Regions from separate parts of the Mus musculus genome. Here region 2 is linked to region 1. Evidence: chromatin loops called from intact Hi-C (ENCODE). Cell type or tissue: left cerebral cortex. All regions are shown on one strand. Links, peaks and the distances in the headings refer to the core of each region. The heading gives the core; the rest is flanking DNA.

Region 1 (7,719 bases), core at 1,176-6,175:
AAGGGATGAAATAAGTTTAGGAGCAATTGTCAATTGAAATGAAGTAACTATTTCCTGCAGGCCTTCTCAGAACCTTTACTATCCCAAGGGGGCTTGTGACCATCCCTCCCCCATAAGTGGGACAGAGCATGCACTGTTATTCAAGGTTGGTATTTATTATCTTGGGATACTTTTCTCACTGAGCATTATGTCTGAGTGGGTTGTGGAGAATAGCCTCCAGGTCTAGGTAGTTGAAATATAGTGCCACAGCTTTTGATCCTGTGACCAAGGCTCTAGCTTCTTTGTCTCTGTAACCCTGTCTCTTAAGTGCCTATCTGTTCAGAAGTATGCCAGAGTGAAATAGGTGTGGCCCTCCTGTTAGGGGAAGAGAACAAAAGCAGTCCCAGGGGCCAGCGCCGCATCTGGCTCTGGGGATTCGCCAGGCACTGTGGCACCAGACAGCAGCTGGAGCTGCTGACTTCAGGAGAGCTTGGGGGCCCTGGATTCTCCCCCCTCAGGAGTTCTGTTTTTATCACTGTTTTGTCTGAGATTGATCCACCAATTGAGAGCCACTTGAATGCTGGACTCAGACTCATTTTTACCTCTGAATCAGCTTTGATAGAGAATAGGGGCAAATTTCTAAGAACTATCAACACAGAAAGATTGGGAAATAGCTTTGGCTTGCTACATGGGCTTGAATCCCCAGCACCCACACAGAAACCCAACCCCAGGATCCCAGGGACTCATTGGTTAGCCAGACTAGCCAAAAAGTGACCTCCAGTTTCACTAAGACACAATTTTAAAAGGGGAAGTGGTGGTAGAGCCATGGAAGAAGACATCCAGTGTCAATTTCATGCCTCTGCATGAACACACATGCTCATGTGCACATAAATACACACAGCACACATACACAGTTATTTATTGATCTTGGGAAATTTTGCTCACAGAACATATTTTATTGACTGCATTGTGGAGAATAGAAGTTCTTAGATATCCAAACTATCTTAGATCTTTGAAGACCTTGATATTATTTCCAGCTTTAAATATTTTTCATAAAGCTTTAAACTATAGTGTGATCAAATTTATCATTTTCATTTTTTATTATTGTTTATAATTTGAAGAATTTGTCTATGGGCTGAGGCAATAAAAATGTCTCCTTCTAGGCCACATAGCATAGACTTATAACCCTATGAGTTTTACCTTAGGAGGTAAATGCAAGAGAGTCTCAGTTCAAGACTATCCTGGGCTACATGGTGAGACCCTGCCTCAAAAAACCAAAACAACAAATTAAAATATTTTTGGTTGTGAGTCTAGACTTTAACAAATTAAAAAAGATGTTCTCCTATATTCTTCTTTAAAATTCCAAAAACAACTTTTCACATTTATATATTTAACCTATTTCAATTTTACATTTATATATGATAAAAGTGAGGCTGATCCTCTGGACTTTAAAAAATTCATTACTCTGTGTGTGTATGTGCATGCACTTGCACATATAGACATGTATACCACACACATACACCCGGTAGGAGGATCAAGGACTCAGTCAGTTCAAAAAATGGGTGGGGTGAGGCAGGGCAAGATGGTTCACCAGGTAAAGACATTTGCTACCAAGCTTGATGACCTGAGCTCAAGCCCCATGACCCACAGAGTAGAAGGAGAGAGCTGCGAGTGTCTTCTGACCTCCACTTGTATCCATATCACACAAATAAATAATAGATGTAAAATATGAAAGGAAGCTGGAGATGCCAAAGGTTTTACTCTCATCAGACTATGAAAACAGAAAACGACAGGTCTGAGTTCTCCATTTGCCCCTGTTGGCAAGGGGTCCTTGAGGAAGTCACTTAATTGCCTTCTTTTGTAGTATACTGGGGGTTGACCCTGGAGTCTTGTATGTACTAGACAAGCACACCTATTGATTATATTCCCAACTCTACTCTTGAGTCTGGGGGTGTGGTGAGGGAATGTAGGGTAGGGGCACACAGGCTTACTAAGTTGTCCTCACAGGCTGGCTTTAAATTTGCAATCCTCCCTCCTGCCTCAGTCTCCCAAACAGCTGAAGCCAAGCATGTTCCTTCTTTGAACAGCAGCCTCTTTACCTATGAGTTAACAAGCAAAGCATTTAGAAGTGTGAGAAGTACACGCTTGAATGCCCAGAAAATACTCCACTCCTCCTGCCTTTGGCTAGGTTTAGGGACGGTGATTTAGCAGCAGAAATCTGTGTTCAAAGTTACTTTCTTATAGGCTGGGAGCTTGAAACTTTATATTTTTTCAGGTATCCATTCCCATAGGCCCTCAGGTGCCATTTCAAGTCTTAGATTCTTATCTTGTTTAACTTTGGGTCAGGGAGGACTGGATGTGAAGGATCACAAATTGGCAGCTACTAAGGTACATGGCGACCTTAAGATGAGATATTTTAGAGGTTTCTGATGCCTATCGGCTAACCTATTCCTTCCATTTAATTAATTAGTTAATTAATTAATTTATTTCCTTGAGGTAGACTTCCTTCAGACTGTAGTTCCTAACTGCCTTCGGATGCAAGGCACCCCTCCTTCTGCCTCATCTGTGATAGTATTGCAGTTATGGGCCTAAGCCACCATGGATGTCTTAGTCATAGATGCCATCGGTCTTTCCAGATATGCCTTGGGTCTTCAGAGCATCTCATACACCCTCACTTACAGTTCCCATGTTGTAGGCATCTAAGTGTGGCACCTCTCAGAATAGGAAGAGAAGAGAAGCAAGAAATACTAGGTTTGATTTATCAGGCCTATGCTGCCAAGATGGGGGTTGGGCTGCTCCTAAGGGGATGGGTTCTCCATACTGTAACCACCCTTTCTGCTTAGGACTTCAGTAACCCTTGGGAACGACCACAGAATGGAGACTAGCCAGCTGTCATTCAGCTCCCTCTGCACTTTAACTCCAGCATCTGTCCTCTTCCCCACCTTCTCCAAACACACTAGGCTAGGACCGTAGGCTTCCTTTCTTAATACCCTGGGCAGAAGCTTATACGTTCCTGCCTCACAAACCTGCCAGCAAGTTGGTAACAGCTTCTTCACCTGTCAGGAGGAACCTTGAGTATAATACGCGCTGAATAAAAAGTATAACATATAAAACACTTAGAAATGTTCAATAAGCTCTGTTCTCTTTCTTAACCAACCTAGTGGCTTATTTCCCACCTCCAACTCTCCAGCAACACCTTAAAAGAGACCTGGCAACTTCCAAGCTTGTTCACCTTTCCTCTAGTTTCCAGCTAGCTGCAGAATAAAAGCCCTTCAGAAACTGGGCTCGGGCTTCCCTCCTGTGGCACCAACACGCATTAGCTGGTCTTAGTCAGATTGAGCCTCTCAGTGCATTCCTCCCTCTCCGCCTTCCCTGGTCTGCAGCCCGGAATGCCATCTCCGCCTCTGCGCTCGCTTGGGCTTCCGGTCTGGTCCAGCCCTAGCTGGCCCATGACGCCTCTCGGAACAACAGCTTCGCTCACCCTGATCTCTTGCCCCGAATTTTGTCAGTAAAGCGTCCTGTCATTCTGGAGGGAGCGTCGGGAGCGGTTTCCCTGGGGAACTGCAATCCGAAGAGGATCACTGCTGTTTTCGGAACTTTCCCGAATCCCCTGACGCCTGCGCTCCGGGTTCCAGCTCGCTCCAGATGCAGTGGCAGTCGGTCTGAAGTGAGGGCGTGTCTGCTGCAGGTGGGGATGGGTGGAGGGGCTGGGTTCGGTGCCACCGGGGCTTCCACCCGAGAGGTCACTAGCAAAGGAGAGGCGTGGTTATACGTTTTTTTGGGGGGGGGGCGCACGTCACCGGCGCAGCGGGGCATCCCAGGGTCTTGTAAATCTGTAGGGAAACTGAGGCCCGCGGGAGAGTGAAATGGTCAGGGTCACCGGGCGAGGGACTTGCTCAGGCCTGAGCCCCCTCGGGCTCCGGGGAGGCAGTGGTGGTCTGTCTTGGCTCGAGCCTCAGAACTAACCCCCACCCCCCGTTCGGACCCCCAGGCCCAGGGTGGGCGGCGGAGCGCGGGTCTGGACGGCAGGAAGGAGCGCAGGGGGCGGGGGCGGGGACGAGGCCGGGCGGGGCCGACACAGGTGCTCCTCGTCAGGCCAGCGCCGCGGAGCTTTATAAGCCGCCGGGGTGCGGAGTCGTGCGCTGCTCGCTGCAAAAATAGTGCCCACGTGTGTGCGCGTCCCGCGCCGCACAGACCCGCCGGCCCGCGCGCCCGCCCGCCCGCCAGTCCCTTAGGGCCACGCCGGACCCCATGGCTTTCTCTCTGGTAAGAGCCGCCGGGGCGGGGCGGGGCCGGGCCGGGCGGGGCTGCTGTCCCCGCCGGCCGCCTCGGCTAACGGTCCGCGCGCAGTCTCGCCACTTCACAGGGCCCCCTCACCGCCGCCCGGGTTAGCGTCCCGGGCGGGGCGCCGGTCACATGCCCGCGGTCGTGGGCCTCGTGGAGCGGTGTGGGGCGCGCGGGGAGGGGCAGGGAGCTTCCTCGTGACTCAGGCCTTTGGGCTTAAAGGCGCCGCGGCCCTTCGGGGGCGACCGCCGGGGCCTCGGAGCTGCACTTGCACAACTCTCGGTGGCCTCGAACATACGTCCAGACAGGAGCCGGCCGCGCGGACGGGCGCCCGGACGCCAACACTTCCTTTTTCCGCAGCCGTCGCACGGGAGAGCTCGAGCGGCCGGCCGGCTGGCCGGCGGTGCCCGCGGCTCCCGTCTCTCTCTTTCCTTCTCTCTCTCTCCCCGAGAGTCGCCTTGGCGTCCCGCAGGAGGCAGGGGCTGGCGGCTCGCTGCGGGCGGCGCAGCAGCGAGCCGCGGAGACCCCCTCAGGCTGGGGCGGCGCAGGGGGAGACGCGCCACGACGGCGCTGACATGGCTCCTTTAAAGCCGAGGTCTCGGGCCCCTCGTGCGGGCCGCGCTCTTTCCAAGCCCGGGGAAGTCACGTGGCTTCACACGTTCGATTGCTCCCGGAGCCCTAGCCCCGAGGGTGGACCGGGCCAGGTGAGGTCGCACGTGCGTGTGACCGGGCTTCGAGGGCTGTCCCCGGGAGCCTCGCGGGGCTGGGGGGCGCGGGCCCGGAGGGGAGGAGGAGTTGAGCAGCCCGCGAGGGGGCGCAGGCGGGAAGCCAGCTAGTCCTCGGCGGCGTCCGCTTGCCTCACTCGGGCGGCCTGGCGGGACGCACTCATGTGGCCTCGAGGGTGTCGCTCAGCGTTTCTCAGCCAGCAAGGCCAGGTGTCCAAATTCGGGGGTGTCGGGTTGCAGATGGGCTCGCGTGGCCTCCAGCCCTGACCTCTGGTTTGGGGGAGCGGAGGCTGGACGCTGGGCGGGTAGGGCTGACAAGGCTGCTTCACTGGGGGCCTAGACGCAACGGGGTGTGTGTGGGGGGAGGCCCATGCCTAGGCAGGGGGACCCATGTCAGCAAAGAGCGTCCTCGGTGGGCAGCGCAGGCCACCCGTGTGGGTTGCTGTGCGGTTCCAGCCTCTCACGGTCACGAGCCTCATTTCCAGGGGGCTCTGCAAGGCCACGGTTCCTGCAAAGTGGCCCGCAACACCAGAAAGCACGGAGCACCTGGGCTCCAGGGTCCTATGCAGCCTCGTTCTGTGCAGCCTCGCAGGCGTTAGTTAGCACCGTGCTCTGTAGTGGCACTTTGTGCCTTGCAGGCTGACTCTGCCCTGCCCTCAGATAGAATTAAGCCTGTGGAAATGTCGGAAGCACCGGAGACCTGGAATAGCCTGGGGCTGCCAGCCTCAGGCCGCCCCATCCCCCACCGCGGCCTCCAGGCCCGACTCTGATGAACGCATTTCTCTGGCAACTGCTTCCTTTGGTCTCCCTGGCTACCGGGCTGCCTCCCCACTCTCTTCTGGCACCTGGGTAAACTGCTGGGCTGCGTCATTTGCTGGGGCCAGTGGGTCGAGTTTAGTGTTCTGGAAAGGCACGCGTGTACCAGCTTTCTCCAGGCCACCTCTTAGGTGATTCGGGCCACGTGTACCAGTGGAGACTTTGATGAGGCGAGTTTCCACTTTCGCATGCTCTTTTTGAGTGTAAGGACACAAGATCTTCTTTTCTTCTTTTCTTTTCTTTTCTTTTTTTTTTTAAACAACAGAAAAATACAACAGGCAAAACAAGACAAGAAGTTCAAGATTGTTTTCCCTGTATGTAGAAAGGAATGGACCGCCGACTTTGAACGTACACTGGGGCTGTAGCCTGTTAGGAGCCCCTAAGGACAGTAGTGTTCAAGAGTCACCACTTACCGTTTACCCTTTCTTGTAAGATCTTGCCTGGAACTCACGGGGCATTTTCTGTAGCGTTTACCATGTCCCACCCTCTTACTTCTCACAGTTATCTAAATTTGAGTCATTTGGCACTGCCTGCTCTGTTTAATGAAAGTTGACAAGTGTAGAGGTAAGTCAGCTTTGTAGTATAAAAACACTTGCTCCCCTCCCAATGATTGTTTTACAGACAGCTTCCCTGGCAGAGGCCCCCCAGTGTGGAAGGGAGGCTGTGTCAGCCTGCAGAGCAGACAGGAGTTAGAGAGCTGACACACGCATTTAATGAACCTGGGGACATTTGCAGTTAGGAATGGTTCTGGGGTCCTTTCAGTATAGGCAATTGCAGTGCTGTGGCACATTAAGTGTTCATAAAGCAGAAAGTGGAGGAGGAAGATAAAGTTGTATGATTCTAAGAACAGCACCAAACTTGTTAACAAGAAGCTATTGATAATGGCTGTTTTGAGAAGTATTTGTATCTGGTGCAATCGACTCACTAAAAACAAACAAACAAACAAACCTTTAAGTGATTTATAAACCTAAATTATACCAAGGTAAAGTAAATGAGTTGAAAAAGAGGGAAGAGTAGTAACCATTGACCTATAGTGTATATGTATATGCTGCTCTAAAGGAAGTGTTCATTAATTGACTACTGAAAACTTCATGCCCAGAGTTGATGGACCTTTGACACCTCCCCATTTTGAAGAATCTCTGGCTTATAAGTACAGCAATAAAAACTTAAAACAGTTTGGATCAAATAGAACATCTTTAATGTTGGATTCAACCTGAAGACTAGTTTGAAGTTGAGGCTCACATACCCATTCAAAAAGCCATTAAGTGATGGAATCAGATCCTGGGTCTTTTTGTTGTTTTATCCCAGTCTGTAACATGTTGTGTGCCTTGTCATGGCAAGGATCAAAAGGTTATTGCTGATGGATGATGTAGAGAAGAGGTTTTATGGGCTGGTCCTATTTTTATAGTTGTCTGTAGAGATAGGAATCTCCTCTTGTTGTAGAATTTAGGATAGGTCTTCTGAGCATTAGTGCCTGGAAGGAATGTGCTGTGTCTACTGTTCCATGGTGTGGGTCAGAGCAGTTGGTCCTGATAGCCAGAGGTCTGAAGAAAGGCTCCTCCCACTGTGTGCTGACCCTTCCAACCTACTATAAAGAAAACTTATATTTTCAGTAGAGATAAAATTTTAATAATTTTTCCTCAGACAAGACAGATTTGAAATAATTGTTTTTAAGTTTTATTATATTTTTAATAATTGCATATTGGGAGAAAAACAACTTGCAGGAGTCAGTTCTGTCCTTTCAGCGTAAGATCCTGGGGCTCAGAGCCCTGCAATTATAGATAAGTGTTCTAAGACTGATGAAAGTAGGGTGGTGCATAGTCTTCACCGCTCTGTCCTTACCAAATGCCTTTGTGCCCTCTCCCAGGGCACAAAAGGACCCTGACCTAGTAATGAGGGGCTGGGCCTTTAATTC
Region 2 (7,719 bases), core at 1,488-6,487, 120 kb before region 1:
AAGAATGTGGTTGCCATGGTAACTAATTCTTGATAGAGCTCATCTTCCTCTTGATAAACTTTCATTAATGCTACCATGGTATTGGCTTTCCCGTGATCTTGAAGAACCTAGAGGGTAAAATGTAAATAGAGCTTGAATCTGGACATTTAAAAAAATCTTACCAAAAATAAATAAAAGAAACCCAATATTAAATTTAAAATACCAATTTTAAAACAGCAATTTTAAACTGTGTGAACATGAAAGTGTTCTCCAACTAAAGGCCCAATAACACAATAGTTAAATAAGATGGCTGGTCTGTGGAATATTATCACAGTCATTCAACACTGTTTTTATGGCTATTTAATAATAATTCGAGGATAACTATGATAACATCATAATTATCATGATGGCTCAAGCCTATAGTCCCAACACTTGGGAGGCTAAAGCAAAAGCATTACTGTGAGCCCGAGGCTAGCCTGGGCTAAATAGTTCCAGGTCAGCCTGAGCTACAAAGCCAAGGTCCTCCTCAAAGCAAGCAAACATAAAAGACTACACTTCTGTGGATGCGACACACTTAGTACTTCTACCCTCCGTCTCTAAGTCCCCGATGGATAGCGCCATAGTATGAGCTTACTAGAATGTCCCCAAGGGAATGAACTTGAACTTGAGGACAATGTAACTTTCCAGTATACAGAGGTTAAGAATTGGGGGCGGGGTTTAAGAAAATAAGAAATGAACCAATTGTGAGCTGGTCTGGAGGAACAGACCTGTAATTCAGCTACTCTGGGACGATAAAGCGGGAAGGGGATCCGGCCTTCACTACAGACTTCACTCTGGGAAGCTGAAACTGGTTCAATCCTGGAACAGAACCTTCTGAAAAGCACGGTGGACACATCAGGAAAAGAGAAGACCTGTGAGGCTGGACTACACAGGAGGAAAGGAGCGGTGAGGGTGAGACTAAGTCTGCCTGGGCTAGAGTTCGAGGGCAGCCTGGGCAACCTAATCAGAAGCTGCTTGAAAGCAGAACGAGGGAGGGAGATGACTCATCACTTAGAGTGCTTGTCCAACATGCATGCACCAGGCTCAGGTCCAACCCTAGTACTAGTTAAACAGCCAAGTCTGATATAAATGATCAGGCTAAGGACCAAACGCTGGCTGGCCCGAAAAGTCTCCCATAGTTTCCTCATAGTATAAAGTGAAGTCAACACCATGAGGAGTAGGTGTGTGAGTTTATAGAGTAAGGTGATCCCAGCTGAGCCAGGGCTGCTGACAAAAGCCTATACTCCCAGTCCTTCAGAGGTGGAAGCAGGAGAGTCATCAGAGTATGGGGGCATCCTGAGCTACATGGTGAGTTCCAGGACAGCCTGGGCTATATGAGACCCTGTCTCAAAACAAAGATCCCACAAACAGAATCCTTCTAAAAGCCATTTTAGTTTTAAAAGACTCATTCTAGATTTAGCTTAAGATAATATACAACAATCAAGATTTTGCTATATGGTTGAATACACCTCCCCTTCCTCAAAAGAAACACAGCAAAACCACTGCTTAATTAATGATGACTCATGGTTAGCTTCAGTTGTGTACTTGACACCTGGGAAGGGGAAGCACAAGAGCAACTGCCTCCATCAGATTAGCCTGCCTCCATCAGATTAGCCTTTTCTTGCTTGCTAGCAAATGTGGGTACCTGGGGGCAGGTGGTCCCGGGCTAAGAAAGGTAGCCATACAGCCAGTAACCAGCCTTCGTCCATATCTGTGCTCCAGAACCTATCCTGGCTTCCCTTGATGATGGAATGTAACCTGTAAGCCAAATAGGCCCTTTCTGCCCAGAGTCGCTTCTGGTCAGAGTGTTTAGCAGAGCAACAGAAAACACACTGGAACCGTGGCTCAATAAGGAAAAACAGGAAATGTCCGAGGAGTGTCCAGAATGTGGAATGAAGCTCTGAAACTTGGCTCTCTTCGTGAAATTGTTGCTGGGTAAAACTTATACATTCTCCCTAAATCTTCCAGTGAAGTGAAAAGTCCCCACTCTTTAGGGTCTGTTAAGTTTACCACACAAATAATGAATGTGTGTGTCTCAAATTATCTGGTCCAAAAGAGCCTTCTTGTTGTTGCCATTAAAGGCAGATGAGTAAAGCCTCACTCCCCGAGGGCTTTCCATCTGCTTGAAGATAATAATAAAAATCCTTATTGCTTGAAGAAAAAATAATAAAACTATCTTTTAAATGTCATTCATCCTCAGACAGTTTTAGCCATCCCTCATCTTCTCCGGAGAACCCCAAATTGCTTCCACTTAGCTTATGTTTTTATTCCGACGGACATGCCTTGTTTTCAGTTTTACTTTCATATTTCTGGCCTTTCCCATTACAACATCCTGCTCTGCCCAGAACAGGGAAAAGGTGAAGCGCAGAGCCTGGCTCAGAACTGCAAGTAAACTTTTACCTAACCCCAGGACTGGAGAGGCTGAGGCAGAGGAATGTCCTGAGTTCAAAGCCAGCCTGGACCACAGATTGAGACCCTGTTTCAAAAACAAAAACAAACAACCAAAACAACAACAACAACAACAAACCAAGAGAGCCAGGCGGCGCGGAGCCGAACTCTGATAATCCTAGCAGAAAACAAAAACAAAAAAACACAAAACACCACCACCACCGTGTTTCAACTTCAAGGTCCCCACTCTCTCTCAACAGAGGCGCAGGTGCACCAGCGACGCCCGGTGCGCATCACGAGTGTCCCGCGGACCCGCCCTCGGCCCGGGGCCTCATACCTGGTGCAGCCGGGTGGCCGTTTGGCCCAGGCGAGCGCGCAGCGTCCTCTCGCGGAACTCGCTCAGGCCCTCGCAGTCTGCCGAGTCACCCGGGGCCGGGAAGAGCACGTCGCGCACGGTGGCGCCGCCGCATCCTTCGGCCGCCAGGCCCAGGTAGTGCTCCAGCTGCCGGCACAGCTCCTGCAGCGCCGAGTCGCCAGGGTCCGCAGGCGCCGGCCACAGGAGCGGCCACAGGAGGGCCCACAGCCCGCGTCCCAGGCCCCAGCCCGCGCCGCTCGCCGCGTCCAGCTCGGGCGGCAGCGGCGGGAAGCAGGGCTCCAGGGCCGGCCACAGCGCCGCCAGCTGCCGGTGCGCGCCGCGGAACCCGGCGGGCGACAGCACCCCGGCCCAGCTACATCCCCCGTCGCCGGCCTCCCGCCGCTCGCGCCGCCGCCGCTGCGCCGTGCGGTCGTGACAGGTGACGGCGAACTGGCCCTTCGCGGCGTTCCAGGCCACCAGGAAACGCAGCTGATGGCGCTCGGGCTCCGGGAAGAGGTCCTCACGCAGCGGAACCCAGCCATCCAGGCTGTCGGGCTGCTCGCTGTCCATGGCAGCCGCACACCCTTAGACTGCGACAGGCCACGACATTTTCCGGGAGCCGCTACTGTCAGTCAGAGGCGCAGAAGCTCCCGCCCCCTCATTCTGATAGGCTGTGTGAGGGAGGCTGTCTGGAGTTGGTTAAGTGAAAGCCAATGGAAAGTCTTTTCGGGGAGGCGGGACAAAGTCTCCCTTTTACAACACCGGCGAACCTTGAACTCTCTAAGTGAACCAGGCTAGCCTTGAACTCGTAAGAGACCACCCTGCTTCTGTCTCCTGAGTGCTGACATTAAAGGCATACAGCCGCTATGTTCGGCAAAGATTTTATTTTTAAGCCCATGTATACATGGGCAGGACGACATCACACCTTAGTACAGATGCCAGAAGAGGGCGTCATGTCCCCTAGAACTGAATACTCTATGGGGCTGTTAACAGCTTAATGCACTCTCTAAAAATAGTAATTCTTAGCTGCTGAGCCATCTCTCAAGCCCCTATCTTAGTTCTCAACATTACAATGAGAATTTCCCTCAACAGGATCCTATTAAGTATGTGGCTCCTGAAACAAACATACTGGCAAGATCAAACTTCTATTTGAACTCAATATTTACTTACTGAGGGCTCTGGGGTGTCAAAAACTAGATCGCAGACACATTTATTTTTGTCAATATAGTAAACTTACTGAGTATCTGCTGTGTTGTTGGTATATTGAGATGGGGGAGAGGGGGAGTGCCTAAATATTTCTGCTTTCCAAGCCAGTCTATGCCAAGCATCATCCTGACAGCAAGGATTTGAGACCTAGAGAGGGAATTTGTCTACAATATATGTGCACCAAGGCTAAGCAGGATGGCCTCACTACTGAAAGCATGCCGCCGGGGTATTATAACAAGCCAATAGAAAGTGCTGCTGCATTTCCTCACATGAGCCCTAAAGATGCCAGTTCTAAACCTGCAGCCACCTTAGATTCCGAGAACAACAGACAGCCATAAAAACCTTTATGATCTAAGGCAAGGTGAACCTTGAAGAAGAGGTCACACCTGTCCTCAGAAGAAGTGATTATCTATGCTAAAAAGCTGTGCCCTCCAGAGCAAGTAACTATTCCTGGAGATGACAAGACCTGTTGGGAAGGACCTTGAGATGAGGGGCAGCTAAACCACACCTTGGTAAAGAATGCCTGCATATGCATATCTCCTTTTTAAATGCACTTTATTCCTAGGAGAGGATCTTTGTCCATTCTGGCTCCATTGGAGCCTTTCGGCTCAGATGCCAAGCTTTGTCCTTCCTTCAGATTAAAACTGAAATCTTTGTCCTCCTTGTATTTGATCTGTTGGCCTTCACCATCCTAGGCCTTCAGTTTGCTAACCACAGAAGCCTCCATAATCTTATGAGCTAATTCTTCAAAATCAATCTCTCCATTGTGTAAGCATCCTGTTAGTTTATTCCATCTAAAGAACCTTGATGTTAATACAGTGTGTGTGCTTGTGTATGTGTGCTTGTGTGTGTGCTTGTGTGTGTGCTTGTGTGTGTGTGCTTGTGTGTGTGTGTGCTTGTGTGTGTGTGTGCTTGTGTGTGTGTGCTTTGTGTGTGTGCTTGTGTGTGTGTACTTGTGTGTGTGTGCTTGTGTGTATGTGTGTGCTTGTGTGTGTACTTGTGTGTGTGTGTGTGTGTGTGTGTGTGCGCTTGTGTGTGTGTGTGTGTGTACACACTTGTATGTGCTCATGCATGTAGGAAGACATACATGTAGGATGAAATGATATTTTATGTTTTTTCCATGTATAAATATATCATGGGCATGACCACATTAAAGAAAAGTAGTCGTGAGGCCTACATAAAGATATGATAAAGAGCCGGGCATGGTGGTGCACGCCTTTAATTCCAGCACTCGGGAGGCAGAGGCAGGTGGATTTCTGAGTTCGAGGCTAGCCTGGTCTACAAAGTGAGTTCCAGGACAGCCAGGGCTATACAGAGAAACCCTGTCTTGAAAAACCAAAAAAAAAAAAAAAAAAAAAAGGTATGATAAAGACATGCTTAGCATGAACCCCTGGTTTCAATCTCCCAAAACAATAGACATCTACATCATTGTTTTTAATATTTGCAAATATTGAGTTAACTATATCACAATTACCTAATGAATCGCACTTTGATAAAAATAGATTAATTTTTAGTTTCTGCCCATCTAAGCAATACTATATGGGGCTGAAGGTAGATAAGTGGTATAGCTTGCTAAATATACTTCAGGCCTTAGGTGGGTCCCTCCCCAACCCTCCCCATACCCCATCTCTGCCCCACACCAAAAACCAAAGCCACAACAGACCAAAGTGGTGAGCATCCTGTATATCCTTCTTTATGTGTATGGGTTGTTGTTGTTTTGTTTTTGTTTTTAATTTTTGTTTTGTTTGAAATGGAGTCTTTCTATATAACCCTATCTGACCTTGAACTCCAGTGGTCATCCTGCCTCTGTCTCCCAAGTGTCCAGATTACAAGACGGTCCAGATAATTTTTTTCATTTTCTTTCTAATATTTTTGGCTATACTGAAGTGATGATATTTTAAAACAGGCCCAACAGTAAAAAAACAAAATCCCCAGATCAAATGACCACATACAGACTTTCAAAGAAACCATTTTTTTCCCCAGTCCCAAACTCTATACATGACTCAGCAAACTTGTATGTCCAGATGGCTTCTGAACACATGGGGCTTCACACTGGCTACCAATTGCATACTTATGCATATGATAGATTGGGACCTAAATACAGCTTTGCACCATCTTTCTCAAGATGTAGTTATTTATTATATGAGTACACTGTAGCTGTCTTCAGACACACCAGAAGAGGGCATTAGATACCATTACAGATGGTTGTAAGTCACCATGTGGTTGCTGGGATTTGAACTCAGGACGTCTGGAAGAGCAGTCAGTGCTCTTAACCGCTGAGCCATCTCTCCAGCCCACATGTTTCATGTCACAAGAATCCTTTTGCCTGCATCCTGTCCTTTCTCATCACCTAATACTACTCCAAGGAAATTGTTTAGAACCTGATTCACACTTCTTGGGCCTCTCAAATAATTGGGAGATATTTTTAAGACCTGGGGGGGGGGGGAGTTTCCTTCTGGGACAGAGGCTATAGGACAGTTTCTCCGGAGGAAGTTGCCAGGTTGGAGAGAGTAGGCCATACCTTCTCCACACTATGCCCCTTCTACTTTGTGGCCCCTCTACGCCATGCTCCCTTCCAGCCCATGGCCCCTCTATTCCATGCCACCACTACCCTATGCCCAGTGATGGGTCTTCAAAGGGACCCTTAAGAGAGCTAGCTCTGTTTACTGCTGTTGGAGTGATAGCTTTAGAGAGGATGGGCTGTTGTTGTGGAGGTGGGAAGACTCATTGAGGTCACTTGCATCTTAGAGTTTGCAAGGAGCAAAGATGATGCCTACAGAAGAAAGAGACCTCGAGGAGTGTCCTAGTTCACCTTCCAAAACAAGCTCCCTTCACAGAGGAAAAGAACTCACAAGGTCACAATTGGTGATGGAAGGGCAGACACTTTGGGGAGGAATAAAACAGACTTGGGGGCGCGGGGGTGGGTAGGGTGGGATCTGCCGGGTTGTGGGAACTTCGAGAGAGGGCCTTCATAATGGGTTTCTCTAGACATGGGAGACTCAGATCTGAGAATGATATAGGCCCCACTGCCCAGTGACAGCCACTGAAACAGCCAGCTAATCACCTTCTCCACCGCTCTTACAGCCAGCCCACTGCTCCAAGGAGTGTGTGGAGGGAAGCCCTACCTTGCTCCTCCTCCTGAGACAGGCATCCTGCTAAAGAGGACCATGCTAGAGAGGAGAGAAATAGAGATGCCCAGAAAACCTTTGAATCAATCTACAGAACTGGATGCTCAATTGCTGACACTGAGAGACCTAAAACTGTGCCACCTAAGAAGGAACAGAAATCACAGGCTCTGCGGAGTCTTCATTCAGAGAGAGGGGAGCACGTCCCACACTGCAAAGGATGGTGGGAGAGAAAACACATAGCCTTTGCATTGCCTCCAGAACTGTTGGCTCAAAACACTTTGAGAAAACTGAGGGGGAAGACACACAGCCCAGGACTGTTAGCGTCTCCATTCTGGCCCGGCCATGACAGCACCAACCCTTTCCGTTCGCCCAGCCACCTGAGTCTCGGGTCTCAGCCCCCACAGTAAATGAAGTACAGAGCACAGCATGTGACCTCCCCTGGTGACACTTGAGTGTTAAGAAGTGGCAAGGCCGCTGTGGCAGGCCTATATTTGGACTGTCACTCATGGCAGGCCTGTTGCTATTTGTGGTGGACGCTAGCTCATGTTACCATCCAGCTTTGGCACCCTACTTCCCAGGGTGAACTAGGCATGGCCAGCTTGCAGCGCACTCAGAGGTCACCGG

The links. Hi-C counts contacts between places; a loop is a spot of excess contacts. Peaks named below come from ENCODE experiments on the same cell type or tissue, not always from the same donor. Only the 100,000 strongest peaks of a DNase experiment are listed, where the experiment ranks them.
Region 2: it touches region 1 in a loop (7-fold over the local background); 11 of 42 quality-filtered maps call a loop at or near these places.

Annotation. Positions count from the first base shown.
Region 1 is chr7:81,451,160-81,458,878 of GRCm38, reverse strand. It overlaps Cpeb1 (cytoplasmic polyadenylation element binding protein 1), which reads left to right and starts at 4,121. Exons shown (of 12, transcript NM_007755.5): 1 at 4,121-4,245. The coding sequence starts at 4,231. In left cerebral cortex, for the core only: CTCF peaks have their summits at 3,278 (motif pointing left) and 5,053 (motif pointing right); DNase peaks (open chromatin) are centred at 4,368, 4,965, 5,059, 5,804 and 2 more places; H3K4me3 peaks cover 2,804 bases; H3K27ac peaks cover 2,300 bases.
Region 2 is chr7:81,566,934-81,574,652 of GRCm38, reverse strand. It overlaps Whamm (WAS protein homolog associated with actin, golgi membranes and microtubules), which reads right to left and starts at 3,361. Exons shown (of 10, transcript NM_001004185.3): 1 at 2,744-3,361; 2 at 1-107. The coding sequence starts at 3,331. It overlaps Fsd2 (fibronectin type III and SPRY domain containing 2), which reads left to right and starts at 7,672. Exons shown (of 13, transcript NM_172904.2): 1 at 7,672-7,719. In left cerebral cortex, for the core only: CTCF peaks have their summits at 2,923, 3,675 (motif pointing right) and 6,173 (motif pointing right); DNase peaks (open chromatin) are centred at 2,878 and 3,416; H3K4me3 peaks cover 2,246 bases; H3K27ac peaks cover 1,114 bases.